Regions from separate parts of the Homo sapiens genome. Here region 2 is linked to region 1. A link is a contact called in ENCODE Hi-C or POLR2A ChIA-PET data. All regions are on one chromosome and are shown on one strand. Each heading gives the region's core, a stretch centred on a gene start or an enhancer-like site at or near the end of the contact. The rest is flanking DNA. Distances are from core to core; before and after follow the strand shown.

Region 1 (6,992 bases), core at 2,030-4,529:
CAAACAAAGCAAAACTCAAATTTTTTTATCCATGCCAAGTTTAACGTTCTGAGACAAAGCTGTTTTGGAGTTTTCCGCTGAAGGAAAAAAGGCTTTTAAAATTTTTTGTTGAACGAAAAATAGTTCTCTCTTCCCTTTTGGGTACGCTTAAAGGGGTGGAATAAATTTTTCTCCAAGTTTCAACAAAATTCACCTCTGGCTATGATAAGGCATTACAAATTTAAGGTCTGTAAAAAATAATTTTAGAGAAACTAACAAGAAACTAAAAACTATGGGTTTAAAGAATGTAATGGTCATCTGAACTTTCAAGGCAGTCTTGCATGTAACTATACAAAAATTATATCCTGATACAAACAGGATATATTATATGTAGATAAGAATAATGTGTATACAACCATATGCATACCTAGAGAAGTTTTATTTTTCTTTTGCTAACTAAAATCAGAACTCTCTAAAGCCGAAAAAGAAATACAACAAAAATTTAGGAGAAACCCAGTAATAACATCGGCACAATTCATCTGTTTTTCATAGCAAGCGTGGAAAAGAAGGCAATCATACCAATTGATTAAATTTTGAGATATATAAAATAAAAATTTGATAAAAGAAGGTTTTTAAAGTATGAATTGCAGTAGAAATGCCTGTTTCGTTCCTGGTTGAAAATTTCTTTCTCTTCCTTGAATATCCCTAAGCATTCCATTTTACCATCTATCACCAAACCCTGAACAGCTCACAGATCTCACAGATCTTATTTAAATCTCTTACTTAATTCTTAAGTCTCTGAATGAATTTCAGCTCCTGCTCTACTTTCCAAGGGTGCTCAGCTGGCCTCACAAAAGCTCCACAGACACATCGTTCACTATCTCTGATGCTTTCAAGCTTAACAGAGGATGCCAAAAAAAAAAAAAAAATCAACGATTAAAAAAAGTTTATTAAAGTGAAACTAGGAGTGCAAATTTGAAGAAGTTGCTTCTACTTTTATTTCTCTCTCAACTCAGCACAGGTGTTTCCTAACTTATACTGCTGTGCATGCTGATGAAGGGGAGGGTTAAATTAAGGTGAGGGAGTGGGCCAAGGGCAGACCAACAAGCATATAGGATCTCCAGCCTCATGTGTTAATGGATGTGTTTAAAAATGGACCCCCCAAAAAGCCTAGAATGAGGTTTCTTTTTGGCAAATAATTAAACCAGTATACTGAAATAATTAAAGCTTTGTCTTTAAATAAAGCATCAGATCAACAGAACAAAAACAAAGATAAAAATTGCACACACATATGCATGTGCGCACACACGCTATGACACACACAGATACGCAAAACTAGTGGGTGAGGGGAGAAGGAAATTAAATAAAAGAAAACAAACAGAGTCCTAACAGGCCATTCTCCGAAAAGGAATCTAAATAAAAAGTCATATGATATCTGATAGTGCAGGACACGTCGCCAAGAACTGGAGCGGATTGCCTACAGGAAGAAAGGGCCAGTGTATTCCAGCTCAAAGAGCTTTTCTTTCCTCCTCCTCTATTTTTTTTCCCTTTTCTCCTCGACTGTGAATGTGTCACTCTCAGGTCAGATCCACGAAGAATCCCAGAATGACAGCTATCACCTGTCACTGTACTCTTGGCGGCACAACTAGCTGATAGGAGCTGCCTGAGTTGGGATCAAGAAGAGCTAGTGCAGCTTTCAGTAACAGCCTGTTATCCCAGTCCCTCTGCCCCTTTCAAAGATCCCCTTGGTCACATCAAAAACAGACCAAAAAGAAAAAGAAAAAAGAAAAAAAAGGGGGGGTACCAAATGAAAAATTAAAAATGCAGGGACAACAGCCCACAGCAACAAAAGAATTCAGGGAGAAAAAATAGAACACAAGCAAAAAGGAAAAAAGCAAAACCAAAACAACTCTTGTCTTCAATATAAAACTTTTTAAAGACTGAGTTTCTCTTATTTGGATGACATTCTTTTTAAAAGTATTTTTCTCCTTAAGCACTATTAAAAGCATTAAAAAATTCTACAAAAATACAGAAAAGTCTGAAAGCAATTCAAGAATATTCCTAAAGAAAACATGTAAGTGTAAGAAGTGAGTTACCCTGGAAAATTCTGGATTTGCCAAAAGTTCCCCTACTTCTAATATCTTTCAGTGAGTTCAAGTGCTAACACTGGCCACCTAGTACTTGTTTTTTATCTGAGGATCATTACTGAGGCAACACATACATAGTAAGGTTTCCCGAAAAGACTCCTTGTTATCAAGTTACTTCAAACATAAGGCACTCACACCTCCCAGCCAGGAGGGTTTTTTGATGAGCATCACACTCTGCCCTGATATGTATTACACCCTTAAGAAGCAGTTACATAAATGCATTCTATAATTATGGAAAATGTATATATCTATATTTTCCCCTACATTTTCCCTCCCCAGGGATATGAATAGATTTTATTTTCAGTTAATAGAAAAAAAAAGAAAAGAGTTTCTGATTCTTGAAACAACTGTTGTAGCTGTTTTCTACTTAGCAAAACAGTTATCTGTAGTTAGGAATGGTACATAATATATATTTAAGGATTTTTGTAGAGCTTGAGAATTGTTCCCCTTGTTTAGTTTCGTGTCTATAATGTACCTTAAAAAGATTTCTAAGTGACAATCAACATATAAATGCATTAAGAGGAGAACTTTAAGAAAGAAAACATTATCTTGGGTTTACAAATCCAGGATATTAGCATAAAGATATAAATGTACAGCATATATAAAAGATAAAATTGTTTACTACATTTTACACATACAGCTCACATCTGATTTCTTTTTGCTTTTGTTGGAGCATTAATTTGAAAATGATAAGCATTCTGAAATGTTTGCTACAACACAAATTCATGGTAAAAATATACATGCATAGGCAAAAATTGAAATGGAGAACACAAAGCTACGTGGCAATCAGAATCGTTGACAAAATCTCCATCTAGACTATATTTTGCATGAACTAGTGTATCATAGAAGGGGCAAGAAATCTCTCTGGGGGTTTTGTCATTTACATAATTAGAAACAAAAATAAAATACAAATATCTGCTCCCTTACTACCTTTTCTTAATAACTGACAAGTGACACAAGTGGTACCTTTTAAACAGATGGATGCAAAAACTTGTGAGATCGAATGAACTGATGTACCCCATTGGTATTTTGGGAACCCAAATTCCATAATTAACTTTTTACCCAAGTGGCAAAAGTAGAAGATGTTCTAGTCACCAAATTGATTATTTGATGGACTTTTGTTCTTTCTTCCACAAGATTTTGGCGACCCAGAAAGGGTAAAGACATGATAAGAGAAGATGCATCCTGAACAACTTTTATTGTGAGTAGAAAAAAAATAGCATAAAGTGAGCATAAGAACAGTTGGATTTGGAAAGATTAAAAGAGGAGAAAAGAGCAACATATGCAACTTAACTAGTCTTTTTCTTTTTAATTTTTTCATGTACATATATGTATATATTGGGATGATGGGGAGAAAAGATAACTGGATTTCTTTTGAATGTCTTTGTGTCTTTATAGAGTGAATGTTCTGTTCCTGTCTCTTTCTTTTTAGGCGAAAAACTAATAAAAATAGAAAAACATATATCAGACATTAAGCTCACTCCCCCCCCCCCCACCCTTCCCTTTGTAAAGAACTCTTTGTTCTCTAGTGAAAATGCTGAAAAATCCCCGGGCAGCTACTCCCTGAAACAAGTGCAAAACACTTAGAGGCTTTTGGGCTGGCTGGGAGCCAGAAACCCTCCCGCTGTCTGGTTAGAAGAGGAAAAAAAGAAGAGAGAGGGAGAGGGAGAGAGGGGAAGAGGGATGGGGGGCAGAGAGAGAGGAAGAGAGAGAGGAAGAGAGAGGAAAAGAGAAGGGAGAGAGAGAGAGAGAGAGAGAGAGAGAGAGAGAGAAATTGGAGCTTCCTTTAATAGACATAGGAAGCAGCGTTTTTTTCTTTCTTTTTTTTCAAAACTGGCGGTCAAGCGTTAAGTAACTCCCGTCTAAATCCACCTGCTAGAAATGAACTTGGGTAACCCCCCAGGGGTGCACAAAGACAGGGAAGACAGTAACATACTCCATACTCTTTCCCACCCCCCGTTGTACTGCTTCCATTCTTTCTGCTCTCATACACAAATGCCCACAGCTTCTCACGCCGCCCCTCTTACCCCCCAACAACAAACACAGCAAAATACATGCTCCCTCGGTCTCCTAAAAAAAAAAAAAGGCTTTTCCATCTCGGTTGCGACACAGTGATAAGGGGTAGCGAACATCTCATACCTGGTGTGAATGCTAATCAGTCAGGAGTTCTCCTTTTCCCAAGACAGGGAACTGTTTCCTTCCAAATTTATTAGAACCTCCTCCACTGCCTCTTTGAAAAACCTTCTTTGTCACCCTCTCCCAAGTCCCGATACTTCTTTAAAAAAAAAATGGCTTCGGAGCTCCTTCTATTCTTGATATTGATTCTCTCTCTCTCCCCCCACCCCTCCTCCTCTCTCCTGTCTGTGTCTCTTCTGAGTGGTCTATTGATAAGTCCCTGGAGGCACTGGGTCAGCCTGCCCGTAGGAAACCAGACACAATGCACAAATCTCCGAGTGCCATTCTGCCATCAGCAAGCAGACCACGTTTAGGAGAGAGAGAGAGGAAAAAAAAACAGTAGAGCAAGAGACAGAGAGAGAGAGAGAGAGAGAGAGACACCAACCGAGGGAGGGAGAGAGAGACTGAGAGAGAGGAAGAGAGAGGGGGAAGAGAGAGAGGGGGGGGAGAGAGAGAGAGAGAGGGAGAGAGAGGAGAGACGGAGAGAGAGAGTGTGTGAGAAAAAGACTGATTGGAACAGGAGGGAGAGAGAGAGAAAAGGAGAAGGAGAGAGAGCGCGAGAGGGAGAGCGGCACTGCCAGTCAGGTTAATCATCCCTACTTTAATTAGCTGTTCGGCTTAGACATAAAACAATTGAATTTGAATGATCTGTCAGCAGGCTCGGCTGAACCAAAGGGGAAAAGCGAATATTACAAAAAGACTGTTGGTGTGTTCTGATAAGCAATACTGCTCGTACTGACAAATCCTCAAAGGGGGAACTATTAAAACTTACAACTAAACAAAAAGTGCAAATACAAATGGCACTAGATAGAGGTCTTTAAAAAATGGAGTTTTCTCCTCTAGTTTTATGAACCATAGATATTTATGTGCAGGTGCCAACATATTAGGGGTTTTCGTGTAATGTGTGAAAGTTTATTAACGATGGTCTAGGAGTGTAGCAGACAGATGCTGCAGAGAACAAGACAGGTACAGTCAGATGCCGAATCTAGATCTTGGAGGGAGAAGGATGCTGGAAGAAGAGGCACCGTGGCAAGAGATCAGCACAGACAAAGTCAGTGGGCAGATAGGCAGACAGATTTTAGGCACGGCACGATCTCATCTAAAAAGGCAAAAGTTCTGATGCAATATTAGGTACAAAACAATCCATCCATCCTCCTCTCCCGGGTGCACTCCAAGGTACAGTTAAAATGGATTAATCTTTGTGACAAACAGAGCTGGCAAGGCAGACACTGAAGGCGATTTGCAGACCCAGAGAATACAGAGCTAGAAAAAGCCCCAGAGATCAATCTCTCCCCCTCCCAATTTAGTAGAGAGGAAACTGAGGCCCAGAGTCGACACTAGACACTAGGACTCCAGGAGCCCACCAGGCCAGTGCTCTTTCCACCACACCAGCTAACCTAGAGTATTCTTTGAAGATCTGGCCCAACAGGTATGAAAATCACCCTTACCTCCCAAATAAGAAGATTACTCCACCTATATAGTTAGTGCACAAACCTCCAATTTCTCAAAATGTTTAAATAGCCAAATGGAAATATAATTACATATATAAATACATTTCCACTTTATATATATGTGTGTTTATGTATATATATATATATGGAGAGAGAGAGAGAGAGACCATTTTGAATGCTAGGAACAAGGGATTTAAGTCTTTAATTCATTCTAGGAGAAAAGCAGAAAAATATAATATTGTAGAGGCCTCGTCTCAGCAAGATATAACTTGTGTCACATTTTCAAGCTAATGAAGGCTAGTGGTTTGATCTACAAAGACCTCACCCTGAATTTACAATTCGCTCTATGAACATCATCTGCTATATATCACCAAGTGAGAAGATGTGGTTTTTCTCATACACCTCGTTTCTAAAATATAGGCACATTGTGGGTGAAAGAGATTGAGTCTTTCAGCATACTATGTAGTTTTAAAGCACTGATGAGATTTTCCACCTGGAGAATTAGGTATGTACAACCTTTCCAATATATTTCAATTGAAAATGAGCTACTAAAAAGGGGAAACTATATTTTCCGCCCATGAAAGTGATGGTATCTTTTTCGGGACACATATGATCATGTTCACTAAGGATTCCCTTTTGACAATGGGTAATTGAAGGTCCAGTTTTTAAATGGTGAAAGAGGTGCTTATGAAGAGAACAGTGCCATCAGATGTTACTGGAGAGATTAAGTTTCTTGCCCTAAAACAAGACTCAGGATGTGTATGAAACCGAAAACTATCTCTCAGTCATGCTTCAGCAACAACATTGCTACTTAGGGAGAAAGAAGAAAACCGAAAGAAATGTCAGGCACGTGGGAGCCCACTCAAAGACAAGTAATCTGAGAGAAGTCATAGCCAGAGTAATTTAGTTTATTTGCACACCAACCTCTTTAACAATGGCTGCTATGCCATGCCTAAAACACACGGCCTACAGTTGACTGATTTGGAAAGGGGGAAGGAATCAGTGATTTTGATAATGGCAGATCCTTTGGCAAGCCCCAAAATACCTGATAGGCCAGAGCCCAGAAGAAAGCAGTGGAGTGCTTAGTAAATGTCTGTTGGTGAACTGAGAAAAAAGAACAAGAGCTTTGGAGCAAACACATATTTATATATAACACTGCAAAAGTCACAGCTACTCTGAAAGCCTCAGTTTTCCTTTCTGTAAAAGGTGATGATATTGGTCCCATAGAGTTGTCTTAAGG
Region 2 (6,992 bases), core at 2,744-5,243, 43 kb after region 1:
CTCATTTTTTTCTACCAGCGGATTAAATATTAAGAGCTCTTCAAGTCTCAGTTTAGGTCTTCTTCTCAATCTAACCCTGTCCCTAGGCAATGTTATTCATGCCAACAGATTCATTTACCACTATATGTCGATTACCCTGAATTCATGTCTCCAGCCTTCATGTTACTTCTGAATTCCAGTTTTATGTATATAAATACCTGTGCAATATGCTCACTATGTATCTATCCAAAGTACCTCACACTCAACATCTCAAAAACAGAACTTACAAACTTCTCTCCACTCCAGTCCTCCTTTGGTGTTTCATGTAACTGTGAATGGTATTATCCTTCATATAGTTTGATAAGCCCCAAACCAGGAGTCATTGTTGCCACTTCTCTCTTTTATTTCACATAACCAACCATGAAAAAGTCCAGGAATATTTTACTTCTGAATTATCTCTCAGTTCCATCAATTTCCTCCCATTTCCACTGTCAATACTCTAGTCTGCCTCTTATGTGGTCTACTGGAATAGCTCCCTCACTGGTTTCCTCATATCCATTTTTGATCCTTCCAAATTATTTACCAAAGTTAAGCTACCTTGATATATATTTTTAAATTTTTAATTTCAAGATAATTTTAGATTAACGTGCAGTTGTAAGAGATAATACAGAGAGATTTGTTATTCTTTTTACCCAGTTTTGCCCAAATGGTAACATTTTATATAACTGTAGTACAATATCACAATCAGGAAATTAACATTGGTGCAATCCATCTGCCTTACTCAGGTTTCATCAGTTTTATATGCACATGAGTATGTGAGTGTATATTTAGTTCTGAGCAATTTTATTACATCCATACACTCATGAATACTACCACAGTCAAGCTACAGGACAGTTCCATCACAAAAGATCCCTTGCGTTATCCTTTATAGCAACACTCACCTCCATTTCTATCCCAACTCCCTAACTTTGTCATCCACAAGTATGTTCTCAATCCTTACATATTTTTTTCATTTCAAGAGTGCTATATAGATAAGAATCGTAACAGTACATCATCTTGAGATTAGCTTTTTCACCCAATGTAATACCCTTGTGATTAAAACCAGTTATTGTATGCATCAATAATTTATTCTGCTTAGTGCTGAGAGGTATTCCATGGTATAGATATAACAGTTTGCTTAACCACTGACCCACTGAAGAAAATGTGGGTTGTTTCCAGTTTTGGGCTATTACAAATAAAGCTGCTATGTACATTGGTGTAACATAATGTACAGGTGTTGTACAGTTATGTTTCCATCTCTCTGGGATAAATGCCCCAAAGTTTACCCTTTTAAAAAACAACAATGATCATGCCACAGTCCTTCTTAAGTTTGCTCCTCTACTGTCCTTAGGATAAACACAAAAATCCTTAACATGGCCTACCAAGGACCTGTTATCATCAGGCCTTACGTATCTCTTCAACCTCAACCTGGGCTGCTAGTCACCTTTTTCTCTCTGTGCAGCTCTCTTCAGGGACTTCATGCTGTTCCCTCTGCCTGGAATCCTCTTCCACCATCCATCCTTACTTTTTGTTTTTAACCTTCAGGTGTCATCTCAAATGTTACTATTTCAGAGAAGCTTCTCCTGAATTTCCAGACTCAGTTAAATCTTCTTCTTTTATTTGCCCTTAGAGCACATGGTACTTTTATTATATAGTGGTAAGCACAATTTGTAATTACAAGTTATATTGTGAGACCATTTGCTTAGTATCTGTCTTACATTCCCCAGATTATAAGCTCCAGAAGGAGAGAGACTATGTTAATATTCCTTTATTATATATACCTTTAGTATTTAGTAGACACTCAACTTTGTGTCCAGTAAAATTTGGCTGAGGCTTTTAAGACATAGTCCTGGAATCAAGTTCTATCTCTACCATTTATTAGATGTTCTTATAAAATAAATCAAACATGTTAAATCTCAGTTTTCTGATCTGCACAATTAGGATTATAGTAGCATCTACTTAATAGGGTAGTTTTGAAGGTTAAATCAGATAGCCATGAAAAGTATTTAGTCCAGTATCTAAAGCAAGGCAAGCACTCAATAGGTATTTCTTATTGTTATTATTAGTTGAACAAGAAACTAGAGTTTTTGTATTTTTTTTCCTAACTAGGCTTTTGTCCATTATCTTCATTTCTTGCCTGTTCCCCCAGGTTCTGATTCTTGTAACTTTTGAGACTCTGAAAAGGGGCCCTTAGTTTAGATCTTGGATAACCAGTAGGACTACTGGTTCTTACCCCAGGTATATGCTCTCAGACCAGATGTGGCTCTGGTTCCCATTTTCATCTCACTCAGTACTTCCTCCTCTTGTTTTCCAGTCTATGGATGTCAGTGTGGGTAAGAATGCCTCTTCCCTACTCCTAGTTTCCAGATGTTTTCTAAACACTGCTTTCCTCTTGTCTCATTCCTTATAATTCCCCATGGAGGCAAAGTATCCCATTGGTGGGAAAGCCCTTGGTCTATATTTCTCAGGTAGGTAGAACTGATCTATCCAAATTTGTAAGCACAGGAGTTTAACCTCTTTGTCCTTCCTTTTCTACTGAGACTATCGGGAGGTGATGACCTGGAAAGTGTTGCTCATATGCAGATCCACATTTTCCTGTAAGAGAGCTTTTGAAAGGTTTGACTGAAGGGAAGAGAGTCAGCAAACCCATTTCCTCTTTACACTAAGCTATGCTCTTCAACCAACCTTTATAAAAATTTTGGTTCCCTAGCTATCAGTTCTTTTGTCTTATTTTTCAATAGGTTTAGAATTCAAGTGGGGAAAAGTGATGCTATTTATGGGCCCCCTCGAAGATTCCAACACTTTGGTATATGATTTTGCTTGGAATATGATTCTGTTTCTCTTCATCTTTTTTACATTTTAGCCAGTTTTCAAGACTCAGCTGAATCAGTTTTACATGAAACTTTCTAGCCTGCAAGGCTCTTTCATGAATGAAACCCTATGGTACTTCCTGGACTGTATCATTCCTTTTGGAACTTAGTCATTTATTATCTTATGTGCATACACAACGCTCAACAATATAACTGTTTTTCCTAACTCAATTTTAAATTCCTTAAGAGCAAGAAAGGGTCATGTACTTATGGTATATTTATGCTTTAACTATCCAATAAAAATTATTCTTTGTACATAGCATGTTTTTAATAATATCTTAAAGCGTGAATGTGGGGGAGAGTGGCCTACTGACCAGGCTTTGATTTGAAGGCCCAAGGTACAACGGAAATGGCTTAGTAGCTGGATGGTTCCTGAAGAGGTTGTCGCAGTGCAGTGGTGAAAGAAAGAAAAGGTTACTATGGGCATGTCCCTGAGGTGTGTATCAGTGCAAGTCTGTGTATACACACACACACACACACACACACAGTCTCTCTCTCTCTTACATATATATGTAAATAGAACTTAAATCTGTCTTGTGCTGTGTTTTCGCCTTAGTAATACTTTATTTCTCTTATTAAAAATACATGGAACTCACCATCTGATAGGTAGAAAGGCTAAGAGAAATGCAACCAGAGGGAGGTAATATTCCTGGCTATAGTCGATTGGTGTTCAGAGTGTTTTGATTCTCTGAATGAGTCAAAAGATTGAAAAAAAAATAGCCACTCTTATCACTAGGAAAAGAAATGAGGAGGAAGGGTCCTGAAAATGGTGTCTGAGCAATGAAAGACAGTGAATATTTTAAAGATCACAAAATTTAATTTATTCAACCTAAATGCATAAAAGTACAGGTGGGGACATTATTTATGCAGGTATATGCAAATCACTTTATAAAATAGGCAAAGCCCTTCTGCTTTTTATAAGTTGCCAAGGTGGTTCCTGATATTTTAAAAGCTATGCACCTTTAATGTAATTTCCTAAGAGTTGGAATCCCTCTGTCGAAATCATAGTCATTGTCAGAGCAAGTTGATTTTTTTTTTTCCTATCCTCTGGGACATTTACAAGGATCTTATAACCATCACAAAAAGAGTGGTTTCCACAGAGATGTGACTGGAAAAATCCCTTGGAAATTGCTGAGGAGCAAGTCACAGTGTTCAAAGCAAAGAACATAGGCTTTGAAAACATGAACCCATCTGACCTCTTGAATTTAGTACAGTGAATTCCTGAGCTCTGAAACATGGGGCCCGGCTGTGCATGCCATATTGGTGCTATAAGACTGGCAGTAGGTTGGCTGTGGCATGGTCTATTTCAAACTCCTTCACAGTGCCCAGTGTTGCATGTTCCCAGATGACATTTGGTTGGCAGAAGCTGGGCTTCCAAAGCTGGCAGCCTGGAATGCAGCCCACTGTGTTTTGACAAACACATAATTGACCATCTGATCACCAGCCTACGTTCTGCACTCAGGTCACTGGGGGACCTGGGCTTTCAATAGGTCCCTACTCCTCGTCTTGTTCATCTTCCCAAACCTTTCTCCAGAAAGCAATATAGAGAAGGCTTAAACACACCCACGCATATCCTCCCATTTGCAAAAGAGAACATAGTACATGAAACATAAGCTGTTGAAAATTTCCTTTAAATTGTCCTGGCAGCCCAAAGTGAACAAGAGAAAAGCACACTTATGGTGAACTCTAATTCAGAGAGAAGGAATGAATACACTGAATTGTTTCAACACCCGGCTGTGCATAAGTTGCAATTCAGTTCAATGGTTTGGAAATTTTGCTTAGAAAAAGGGAGCAATGAGAAAATGATAGGAAATTGGGGCATTGATTGACTTTAGGGGGGCATTATTTAGAAACTGTTTCATTTTCAGGTGAAAGAAGAGACAAGCAGGACACTGGGAATGTCTTCTCCTTATCTGCCTGCTCCTCCCTCACACCCACTATGGGCAGTAGGAGGCACGCGAGCCTGGTGACCAGGGGGCAGTAGCTCAAAGTGAGGTCATATTCAAATTGAGGTCTTTGCTGAAGATCCCATAAGGATGTATTTTGGTCTGAAATTTGACTCCACACAATGTTTCAGCCTTTCTCCTAGAAGGCAAAGATTATGCAATAGGCCAAGATATGCTGGAATTACACAAAGGTTAATGTCTATTTCAACACTACCAAATAGCCTCTCCCTCCATCCTACCCCTACTGCACAGTTCAGGCCTTTGGCTTTTACCTTTGACCTGGTCTCCCTATTCTGAGTCAGCCTCTCCACTTTCACCAAGTGCTCTTTCTAAAACATACATCTGCTTACAATTCTTCAAAGCCTCCTTGAGCCTGCAGGATCAAGTCCAAACTCCTCTGCACGGCATACAAGGTCCTCCGTATGGCAGGCAAGGTCCCCTGCCTGCTTTCCAGCCCAATCTCATACTACTCTTTCAACCACCATGTTTCAATCACACTGAACTATTCACTCCTCTGAATCTCGCTGCTACTTAACGCCTCCTGATTTTGTAAATGCTCTTACATTTTTCTTGATTATGATCCCCTTTTCTTTCTGCTCTTTCATATCTACCTGGTAAACTGCAATTTACTCTTCTGACTTTAAGACCCAGCCTGGTCACCTTACCACATCCAAGTGGGCACTCCTCCTTCATTCCTCTTACTACGTCTTGTATATACCTGCATTTCAGTGCCTATCATATGCTATAGTCTTTATTCACTTATGTATCTCCCCTATCAGACTGAGATTTCTAACAAAAGAAAGCATTTCTTATTTATCCCGGAGTTTCCAGAACCAAGCACAGTGACTAGCTTTCCATAAATGTTTGTTGAATGAAAACTAAATAAAGAGCTGTACATGATAATTAATCAAAACGAAGCCAAGTAGTAGTGTTAGCTTTTATAAGCATAGTAGGAGCCCATTAGCAATCTAATGAAGGCAGAAGATCCCAGCAGTAAGGCACTTTCTGATGGGTATGGCAGGGGCTGGTGACTGGCTGGGGTGACAGTAAGAGTGAGGGATAAATTCTGTGATGGAGGAAGGTCTTTTTAACAGAGACTGCCACTAAGGCTGTAAATTAACACCCTTTTCAAGACTTAATATTCAATACTGAAAGATATTGTCCTGAGAATAAATCTGAATCTGAATTGTATAGAGACCTAACTTATAAGAACCAAGTTTCCCAAATAAGGTAAGTCTGTGCTACCTGCTTCAAGGTAGCATGGCAGATTATGGAGGGTTCCTCTTTGTTTCTGCTAAACAGTAATGGAATGGGAAATTCTTGGGGGAACATCTGAGAGCTCTTCAGTTCCTATTGAAATCCAGGTCAAATACAGATTGTGATACTGGACTAAATGCACTGCTAAGAGAAGATCGAACAAGCAGAATTCTGTACCTGTTTAGAGGAGGCCATTGAAGAGGCACTTGGAGTCAAAGCACTGGGGAGATAATGTTCTGATCTGTTCTCAAGGGACATTGGACATTTCTTTTCCTTTTGTCGAGCCTCTGGGGCACCACTCTGGAGCCATCAACCATCAACTGTGTCTATGGGATACTTGAGGACAGTAGGACTGTCATAAGCCCGGTCACCCTGCTGATATGAGGGCAGCTTCAAGATTTGGAACAAGCCAAGCAAACATGAAGCCTGGCCCAGGGATGGCACAAGGTCATGGGTATATGAACGGATTATCTGCTCATTATAGGTCACTCCCCCAGCCTTATGTGTGGTTAAAAAATAGGATATCTCTAGAAGCTATGCAACTGATGGCTGATGTAGCATAGAATCAGATTTGCATTTTCCTATGAGCCAGAGACAGCCTTTCAACTACACTTTTTATCTCAAAAGTCTCCCCCTTGATTCCTAATTGGTGACACAGGTCCCCTGTACTGCTTGTGTCTGAGGCTCGCCCTATAGCACTGACGTCACAATAGCTGAGCCGTGCGGGCAGGAGTGCACTGTGCTGACTCATCCCGGTGATGTGAGGATTAATGCCTTGTCTAACACAGAGCTATTATGTGAACTGTTTTTACACAAAAGAACTGTAACAAAAATGATTTGCCAGTCAGAGGACTAGAAATATGCAGTGCTAGGTAACTGAGGGGAGGGCTGTGCAGATATA

The links. A loop is a pair of places that touch in the nucleus more often than their neighbours do. ChIA-PET counts read pairs that join two places held with the same protein, here RNA polymerase II (POLR2A). Pooled maps may share reads with other maps.
Region 2: a loop to region 1 is called in a map of psoas muscle, with 2.1 times the contacts of the local background. The contact joins the enhancer-like site here to the promoter of ZBTB20-AS5 in region 1. A Hi-C loop is called at or near these places in 8 of 168 maps with a recorded cell type or tissue (B cell, CD8-positive, alpha-beta T cell, Caco-2 and 5 more), 4 of 37 single-sample maps with no recorded cell type and 6 of 50 pooled maps. POLR2A ChIA-PET finds 5 or more read pairs at or near these places in 5 of 52 experiments (IMR-90, OCI-LY7, WTC11 and 1 more).

The regions. Positions count from the first base shown.
Region 1 is chr3:114,450,314-114,457,305 of GRCh38, forward strand. ZBTB20-AS5 (ZBTB20 antisense RNA 5) reads left to right here and starts at 3,280. Exons shown (of 3, transcript NR_121661.1): 1 at 3,280-3,327. The region is part of intron 7 of ZBTB20 (zinc finger and BTB domain containing 20); the gene reads right to left.
Region 2 is chr3:114,492,103-114,499,094 of GRCh38, forward strand. All of the region lies in intron 7 of ZBTB20 (zinc finger and BTB domain containing 20), which reads right to left. The region is part of intron 1 of ZBTB20-AS5 (ZBTB20 antisense RNA 5); the gene reads left to right. Among named protein-coding and RNA genes, the nearest start is that of ZBTB20-AS5, 42 kb to the left of the region's middle. Within about 2 kb of position 3,994, at least 8 of the 41 ENCODE cell types and tissues checked have a DNase peak (open chromatin) inside an H3K27ac peak, as active enhancers do; they include dorsolateral prefrontal cortex and psoas muscle, where a contact is called at or near this core.